Linked DNA regions of Mus musculus: region 2 is linked to region 1. Evidence: chromatin loops called from intact Hi-C (ENCODE). Cell type or tissue: heart. All regions are shown on one strand.

Region 1 (5,000 bases):
GCCTTAGATATATCTATGTTTTGTGAGTGTATCTTTTCCATTTCCAAGCATATTTCCTATCTTGGACATCATAGCCTCCTTATCTAACAGCTTTATGCTTTCTATACCTCAGCCCTTTAGAACGCTGCCATGTGCACCATTTGCAGACACAGATCTACTCATATTATTTGCCCACAAACCCCAAACACTCCAGTCATTGTCCTACCCACAAAGGGTAGCATCTCTTTATATGGTAGTCAGTGTTCTCACCTTCTGATTGAAATATGTTCCTAACCTCCTCCCAGCCTACTAAAGCATCACATAGTTAAACTCCATCAGGCTACTTCACTTTCTTTATTAAAATGCTACATTAGCCAGTTAAAATACCATTGCTTTTGATGACCTTCCTGGAAGTACCTGTTCATCTTTTCTAAGGCCCGGTGACATTATACCTATTTAATTTCATAGCGTTACATGATAATTCTCAATGGACAATACCTATGGTACTGCCATCTTGACAATCCTTGTTCCCCAAAGAGTCTTTCCTACACAACAAATAGATATTGAGTAGATTTCATTGTCCCTAGGAAATTTTGGTGACTTAAAATTTACAGTGTTTTATACATACTTCAAATTTTAGTGCTTAACTGCCTATTGTTGCCTCACTGTTTACTCTGGATGTCTATGAACGTTCCCAGTCAGCACATGCATATGGATCCAGGTGCCTACCTGTCATTCAAGTGATAGTTTGATTGTTTCTTAAGTGGCTTTTGACTTGGGGACAAGGTAGGGAAACACCTGAGGCAGGCATGCCTATATTTCAAAAACCACCTCTTTAGAGAAAGGGGCAACAATGGACTTGTGCACTCTGGTTACTTTATTCATATGAATGAAGAAATTATTGAGGAGAAAGTAATTGAAAGATATGCACTTTCTTAAAAGGCATTCATACTAATACACTAGATAAATTACTGCAAGAAAATTTAATCTTTATTTTGGTACTTGTGACTTTGATATAATACATTCCTACAATCATAGCTCAGAGAGACACAGGTATGCTCATGTATTTATGAAGTCAAATTCCTTTGTAGATGCAAAGAGGCTACATGGGGTGTGATTATATAGTTCCTCTCAGAATTCTGGTATTTCATTGCTGCATGGGGGTGGGGCTTGCTTCATAAGGATGGAGAGCTGCTTAGTAAGATAATAGGTGAACTGTAAAGTGAATTGTTAAGAACTGAATGGGTATAATGAGACGCTAACACTTCAGACTCAGTCAGCATTTATTGTTATATAAATATTTGCAAAAAATAGAAATAAATTTTAATTTTGATCCAGAAGGTTTGGAGACTGTTATTAGTCTCAAAATGTCTTATACCTCATAATTACACTAATAAAGAACTGGGATTAAATAATTGGAAGTAAAGGTTGGAGAAATTAAGGGACCATAAATATATTATAATAAAAACTTGAAAAATTGGTATGTTTTCACCAATCTGATACATGAATTATAGCAACTTCTTATTTCTAATGCATGAAGAGCCAGAACTTGTGACCATGAACATAAGAATACACTTGGGTTTGCATTTGTCTTACACATAGACTTCTAGTGGCAGGTATTTGGGGATATGCACACATTATAATCAGAATAATCAATAAAGAGTAGAGAAACCTATTAAAATATGTTTACTTCTTTACTCTAAAATGTAGTTGAACAAATTGGAGATAGTTTTTCTTATATTGTCATTTGAGGAAAATATTTATAGTTTACCTGAAGTCACTCTATTTTAATGATATATGGGTAAAAGGAATACTTGCCAAGGAGACTTTTTCTTGCTCAGCACATTTCCATTGAGCAGAGGTGATAAATTTGGGATTCAGGAGAGGGGCAACAGCTTTTGTATGCTTCCTGAAATGAAAAACAACACTGTTTCCTTTGGGGAAGGGAAGGCAATGTAGATCTAGGCCTTTCCCTAAAGTGTCCAGGTAGTACTCGCTTCAATTCTTTCCTTTAATAGTTTAAGAAATGTTGGTTAATTGAATAGTGGAGAAACCTTAATGAACACAGTATCTAATAGCTGCTTCAAAGCGATGCAAATTTTGTTTTCTAAAAGCTTTTATTCCTGTGTGGGGTTTCAGTCATTCTCTAGGGCACATCTACCATAAGGCCACAGCAGAAGCCACAGCAAATAATTACTTTGGCATAGTCCTTTTCCTTAATGATAATAGTTCACCTTTCTAGTAGCAAAGACCTCCTTTAGAGAACACACCTCTTTCAAAATACCCCTTTCACCTAGTTACATAAAGACAAGAAATAGTGCCTCACAGAAAAGTCTAGTTCCTATTCCATGGATATGAGATGCCCATGATGCTGTCAAGTTTCCATGGTCTTCAGTTATGCACATATGCTAATTTGTATGTCAGTTGTACCACTGTTGTGTGTCAGCTTCTGGTATACAAAAAGTAAGACTTAAAGAAGGCTATTCCTTCCTGATGAAACAACATTGAAACGATCACAGTTAACACATTTGGATTTAAAAAAATGATAATTGATAATTCTACATAACATCTAGAGAGCTTATACAATATAATAAATGTAAGAGAATTTGCTAAAACCTCAAAGAATCTAATTTCATCCCAGGAACAAGGTACATCTATCTACCTATCCATTCTGTCTACAGCAAGATAGTTATGATATAAAATTCTGTTATAATTTTCAGGCAGCAATTTGGATCACCAGGTTGTAACAATATGAGCATATGCATCAAACTCTCAGTCTACAGAATGCTGAGAGCCAGGGTTTGTTACTCGTGCATTCTGGGATGGTGTGCTGAGACTAGGTCCCAATTTCTGCATCAACCCACTAAAAGATTTTTTTTGTACCACAGTGGCTTTTGTCTCCTACCTGTTGCTGAGAAAACACAACTTGTGAATCAAACCACCTCAGCAATTAAGATGTATAGACCAATAGAGGGCACACTCTGCATTCTTTTCCTGCTTGGTTCCTAAGGTTCTGCAGGATCTGTACCTATTTGCTGCCTTGGCAGCTCTGCTCTCTCCACTGATAATGTGATTATCTTGATGCCATTAGCTAGAGGAATGAAAGCAGCGAGTACTTAAAGCTTTAACTCTTCCCAAGCACTTTGGCTTGGGTTCTTCATCTTCTTTCCAGAAACAAACCTTACAGTTTTAATGCCTGTGACATGGATATTAAAGTTGGAATTTGTCCTGGTTTGCAGTTAAACACCAGCTTCTGTACCCTATTAGAGAAATGTTAATTTAAAATTATTATTTAAATGTTTCCCATTAAAGTGCATGCTTAAAAGTGTAAGACATTGATAAAGTTTGGAGTCACTTAAAGGACTCCAAATGCTCAATTCTCTTTAATCTTTATAGATGGATCTATTGCACATGAACAGTTACCCTTCGTATGTTACTGCTTGCAAATGGTCATCTAATCTTAACATGAAAATATAACATTTACCCTTTTCAAAAGGTGTACTTTCCCCATCTTTTGTAATAAAATGTAAGTCATAGTTTAAAATCTATTACTTCATTCTTCTTCTTCTTACATGTATTCTAACACTGCTTTCTTGTACTCAAAGCTGGCCTGTAATGTGCAAGGATTTATGTGATGTCAGTGTTAACTTGCATAGTAGCTACCCCCACCTCCTTTTTGTACAAGACTTTGAAGCCCAACTTGGCTTTGTCCCACTGGGATGTCCAATCTGCTCTCTCCATGAGGATTAATTGAATCATAGTGCAGTATATATCCTGTGATTGAATGACACATCTTATATACACCCCCCCCAGATAGATCCCTTTGAGATAACTATGTTTGTTATTCTCAGCTATTCCATGGGCATTGATGGTTATTGAATGCCCTGCTTTGTCTCAGACATGCTTGCTGAAGGTACAGTTAACTCCGGAGAATTTCAGTCAAGGCTCCCAGTTCTCATACCTAAGGAGGCCCTAAAATGAAGCAGTCTTGTTCTTCGGTGTGTGTGTGTGTGTTAATAGATAAATAATTATTTAATTATTTAATAATTATTAAATATTTAATTATTGAAAAATTAAAGCTAAGTTTTGGCACTTTTTTGTTGATGTTTTAAAGGTACCTTCTCTCTTACATATGCATCCCCTCACTTTGTATGTGCGTGTATGCTTAAAGTCAGGCTTATAGGGTACTGTGAGGGGCTTTTACATGCTAGTTCTGGACTATAATGGGACTATGATAAGTTAGATGAATGGAATGAATGAACTTGCTCAAATTTTCTGTTTCTTCAAGGACCGTGCTATCTACCTAATGATGGAGAGAAGGTAGAATTATTCTTTCTGTAGCTTTTCTTTCACTTGATATCTGTTGCTACCCACCTATTCCAGCATAGCATGGTGGAGAAACTTTGCTGGAGTCAGGAGACCACCTAAATAGGACAAATGAAACAAAACAACAACAAAACCCCACTGATGTCTATAAAGTGGACATTTGACAGTTTCCCAAATCACTCTTAGTGGGTTGGTTGAGGTTAGTGTATTGTGGTTTTGGGAAGGAATGTTTGACCATTCCTAACGGCGAGTCATGCCATAGTCAGTATGACTCTTGATGGAATCCTGCCAATTATGAATGACTGTTTACTTTCCTTTAAGACATGTTATCTGAGAATTCATAGAAAGCTGGAAAACTTGTAGATTGGACTTCAGTGTGATCTACTTGCTCCTTTATATAAAAGAGAATTAATCTTCTGTGGGTACATCTCTACCTGTGTACCAAGCACTCAAATTTGGTTAAATTCAGAGAGAAAAGTTTGAAGCAATTAAGGGGATAGTTCTAGGAAAAAGAAGAGCAGAGTCAAGACGGTCATCTCTAGTTGCATGAGGCTCATCAAGTGGGAAGAGAATTTAAATTCCTCTACTCATGCGTGAATATAACATTAAAGTTACATTAGGCATAAGGAGGAAGAGGAATGTTTATATTTAGAAAACTATCCATTAAACAAAATAGAAAACTTCCCATTAATTAT
Region 2 (5,000 bases), 200 kb after region 1:
TTGCTCTCATATCTTGATACTTACTTGGCTTAGGTTAGACCTGAAACAGAGCATTCTACCAGAAATGCCATGTAGGCAAACAGAGGACTTGTTTTAGTTAGGGTTTTACTGCTGTGAACAGACACCATGACCAAGATTCTGAGAAAGGACAACATTTAATCAGGGCTGGCTTACTGGTTCTGAGGTTCAGTCCATTATCATCATGTCAGAAGCATGCCAGCTTCCAGGCAGGCATGGTGTTGGAGGAGCTGAGAACTCTACATCTTATTCCAAATGCTGCTAAGAGACTCCTGTCTTCCAGGCAGCTAGGAGGAAGTTCTCAAAGCCCACCTGCACAGTGACATACTTCCTCCAACAAGGCCAAATCTACTCCAACGAAGCCACACCTCCTAATGGCACTACTCCCTTGAAAAAGCATATTCAAACCACCACAGCAGCGCTCTATCCAGAACGAGTGACTGCAAAGGGGCTCAGCGAAGCGGATAAACAATTTGGATACACAAGGATGAAGGGACTTGAGAGGAAGCCAAGATGAATGATGGAGATGATATGGACTGTGTGTGTGCGCGCGCGTGCAAGCACACACACGCGCGCGAATAATAAATAGGACAGAAGAAAAGTAACAGCTAATGTTAAGAGATTCTGTCAAACAGTAGGATGGACTTGAACTTCTGAAAGGAGGTTGACACGGGATGGAGAGATGGCTCAACAGATAAGAGCACTGGCCTCTCTTTCAGAAGTCGTAGGCTCAATTTTCAGCAGACATCTGTAAGTCCAGTTTCAGGGACTCCAACACTTTGGTCAATGTTGGCACCAGGAATGCAGGCATAAATGCAAATAAAATGCCTACATACATATATGAATAATTTAAGCATTTTTTTTTAAAAAAGGCAATTGACAAAGAAGAAGTTGTCAGGATCTAAGCCTGGCAATGAAATGGGTCTTAGTTGAGTATTTCTAGGCAAGAATTTGAAAAAGTCAAGATAGAAGTAATGTGCACACGTAGAATTGGGAACAAAACACCCATGGAAGGAGTTACAGAGACAAAGTTTGGAGCTGAGACGAAAGGATGGACCATCTAGAGACTGCCATATCCAGGGATCCACCCCATAATCAGCTTCCAAACGCTGACACCATTGCATACACTAGCAAGATTTTATCGAAAGGACCCAGATGTAGCTGTCTCTTGTGAGACTATGCCGGGGCCTACCAAACACAGAAGTGGATGCTCACAGTCAGCTATTGGATGGATCACAGGGCTCCCAATGGAGGAGCTAGAGAAAGTACCCAAGGAGCTAAAGGGATCTGCAACCCTATAGGTGGAACAACATTATGAACTAACCAGTACCCCGGAGCTCTTGACTCTAGCTGCATATGTATCAAAAGATGGCCTAGTCGGCCATCACTGGAAAGAGAGGCCCATTGGACACGCAAACTGTATATGCCCCAGTACAGGGGAACGCCAGGGCCAAAAAAATGGGAATGGGTGGGTAGGAAAGTTTGGGGGGAGGGTATGGGGGACTTTTGGGATAGCATTGGAAATGTAATTGAGGAAAATATGTAATAAAAATATTAAAATTAAATAAATGAGAGAATAAAAAAAAATACAGAATTAAAAAAAAAAAAAGATTAAGTACTCTGGGCCTGCAAGATGGCTCAGCAGGTAAAGGCACATATCAACAAGCCTGATGACGACCTAAGCTCCATTCCCGAGATGGTAGGAAAGGACTCTTGTGAACTGTTCACTAACCACTTGCCTCCCACGCGCCTCTCCACCCCTACAAACACAAAAAAACCAAATGACTAAAATGTAGTAAAAAGATTAAAAGCAGGGTAACTTAATCATTTCTCCATGCAGGCAGCACGGTTTAAACCCTCAGTTGCCTCAAACTCGGCCGACTGCCTCGCTTTAAAGGCCTCTGCTGCCTTTATTTGGCATCATATCTCGCCATCTAGTGGCTAATGTCGGTATAGAACAAAATGTACACCCAGATTTCCCCTCCTTGGTTTTAAACCTGAAGCATTCAACTTTGCGGGGATTCTATTTATTTTTGTTACATTCTGACTTCCACCAAAGAGGATATTTGGTGGCTGAACTTTGTAGTTGAAATTTCAGATCATGACAGGGCTGGGTAAGTTTCAAAGAATAAAACCACACACATTTATAAATTTTCAACCACTAGTTTTCTCAACATTAAAAAAATAATCACTTTCCTTGGCATTTCATTCCACTTGAAGTTTTTATGAATTGAAATCGAGCAGTCATTCTCCCGTCTAGTCATTCTGGTTGGTTTATTTTATTATTGTCTACTAAAAGCAATTTAATTTTCATTGAATTATATCAAAAGGTATAGCCATTTTCCCATACTTTTCCCGGCATGTCCTTTTCATTTGTATTCCTTGTTTGATATTTTCTTATCACTGAAAATCATCTGTGGCTCAGCATGAGGCATGACCACATTCACTATTAAATTAGCGTACAATTTAAATAACTTATGTTTGTTCTACCTAGAATCAGGTCCCTTTAGGAATAGCTGTAAATGAAAACTCCCATTTAGTATTCAGCATATACTGAACTTACTGACTATTCAAACAAATGGGTGAAGAAACCTTTATACTGAATGGCTTAAAGAATAGTCTTAGAAGAACACAGCACATTTTGAAACCTCATTTGAAAAAATGTTGTATGCACAGGAATTTTGTTCCGTTGAATGGCTTAGTCACTTTCTCATTCTTTTCCTGGCACTTGGTGTCCAGGCTTTCTATCCTCTTTAAGTTCCGGTTCCTTTATCTGTCAAACAAAGACAAAAGTTATCTTCACCCTGTGAGGAACTGGTGAGGATTAATACAAACAATGTGCATGTAGCAAGCCATTGTTGGGCCATAACAAGACATAAATAGAAGCTATTACAGCTCTAATGCTGGGACTGGAGAGGTGGCTCAGCAGTCAAGAGCATTGGCTGCTCTTCCAGAGGACCCAGGGGACCCAGGTTCAATTCCCAGCACCTACATGGCAACTCACACAATCATGGCAGGTCACCCCTGTCTAGGGCTTCCGACATACAGGTGTGAGCTACCATAATGTCTATATCCTCATACAGACATACATTCAGGTAAAGCATCAATAAACATTAAAAACAAAAACAAAATGAAGAGAAAATAAAAGATAATGCTGAAAAGTACTGGTTAGAAATCTGGGCTTTGCTCTTAATTTCTTATTCTGCCTGTGGCATGAATCCTTTCTAACTGTGAGACCCTCTCTCAGGGCCAGTCGCTGCATTAAGCTCTGCAGGCTAGAGCATATTAGCAACTGGAGGCCAGTGGTATTTCTAACCAAGAGAAGTGTCTGAAAAGAGGAGTCTATAAAGTTTTGAGCCCTACTCACTCAGTTTGATGCTGTCCTTTCTGGCTATGGGATTACACTACAGCCAGCAAGGTGCAGAAAGGAGAAAGGATTTAACCAACAAATGTGTCCTCAAAACATGTGAGACTGTGCTGGAATTGGGACTCATGTGGGACTATAAACCATCTGCCTTATGAGGAACTCCCCTCTAAACTATACAGAAGATGAGAGAAAAAGCAGAGTTGAAAGGAGTCCCAGAATCAATGTTCCTGGCCATTTCCCCTTTGTAAGATTGGACAAATAGCTTAACTTAGGACTCTTACTGAGCACTAAACATTGTGGATCCCATTTCATTGAATAGTATAGCCTTTGTGGTAAATCACAACACATGTGAAGCTGTATTCCTGATAAGGCCATGTACCCAGAAAGACGTATTGGACTGCCCAGTTCTGAAATGAAGACAGTCCCTCAAGCACAGGCATGGCTGTTTGAATGAGAATGGCCCCATAGGCTCATCTATGTGAATGCTTAGTCACCAGGGAATGGAACTGTTAGGGAAGAATTAGAAGGTGTGGCCCTTTTGGAAGAAGTATGTTACTGAGGATGGCTTTTGAGGTTTCAAAAGTTCATGTCATGTAAATGGTCACTTTTATTTTCTTGAGAGGAAATAGGGTTGAGATGAGAGCCATGCACAAGCTATGTGAATATACGGCTTAGGCTGAGCCCAGGGCACTTCTTTCTCTGTCCTAACTATTCCCAGGCACAGGCTTGGATGCATCTAGCCTCCATACAATCTAACCTTCCAAGGCCACTGACTCAACCAGGCTTCTCTTGTTGCTGATTGAATTGTTCTACTTGTCTCATACTAACTATGGCAATATTTGCTAAACTTCTGGCTCATTCTCATTTTCTGGCTTCTTCTGTCTTCACCTGTGTCTAGCTCATTGTCTCTCCCTGTGCTGTTCTTAAGTAGCCTCTCTTTCTTCTTTCTTGTTCTTGTGAGAGTTGGTCATATCCTATCTTTGACTCATTCTGTCAAATCTTTCTCTGATTCACCACTTTGTCTGCCCCTCAATTAGATGTCACATTCAAACATGGTTGCTTCTTTCTACAAATTAACCCTTGCCTTTGCTGTTGGTGATTAAAAGGTGTGTAGTAAGAGCATGTCTATATTCCAACCAGATCTACTGTAATCCAGAACATGTCTGCATTCCAGATGTATCATATAAGCCTTTATGTGATCCCTTACCAAAGCAGCCATGTTGCTGGGTTAAAATTCCTCTACAATGCCAGGCTCAGTGTCTGTTTCTCTGTCTGCTGCCTGAGGAGCAATATATAAAGCTGTCAGCTACTGCCCTTGTCTGGTTTCTGAGATGTACACCAATGTAACGAAATTCAAAAAGTAACTAGGCAATGGAATTCAAGCCTGTCTGTGTCCCATATTGATAATGGGCTAACTCTCTAAAATTATATGCAAGTCACCAATCAAAAAAAAAATTAAGAGTTAGCCTGGTCATGGTGTCTCTTCATAGCAATAGAACAGTAACTAACACTACAAGCATTCTTCTGTTTTTCCTTGTAAGCTATTCTCAACAAAGCATGACATCTATATATCATAAGTGTTTGTATATAAGGATGAATGAATCAATGATCTATC

Evidence for each region. Peaks named below come from ENCODE experiments on the same cell type or tissue, not always from the same donor. Only the 100,000 strongest peaks of a DNase experiment are listed, where the experiment ranks them.
Region 2: a loop joins it to region 1, with 15 times the contacts of the local background. A loop is called at or near these places in 11 of 42 quality-filtered maps.

The regions. Positions count from the first base shown.
Region 1 is chr15:43,158,014-43,163,013 of GRCm38, reverse strand. The region is part of intron 2 of Rspo2 (R-spondin 2); the gene reads left to right. Among named protein-coding and RNA genes, the nearest start is that of Rspo2, 10 kb to the left of the region's middle. In heart, a CTCF peak has its summit at 2,951 (motif pointing right); no DNase peak of the experiment used is centred here.
Region 2 is chr15:42,959,845-42,964,844 of GRCm38, reverse strand. All of the region lies in intron 1 of Gm46505 (a long non-coding RNA gene), which reads left to right. Among named protein-coding and RNA genes, the nearest start is that of Gm41315, 20 kb to the right of the region's middle. In heart, a CTCF peak has its summit at 1,962 (motif pointing left); no DNase peak of the experiment used is centred here.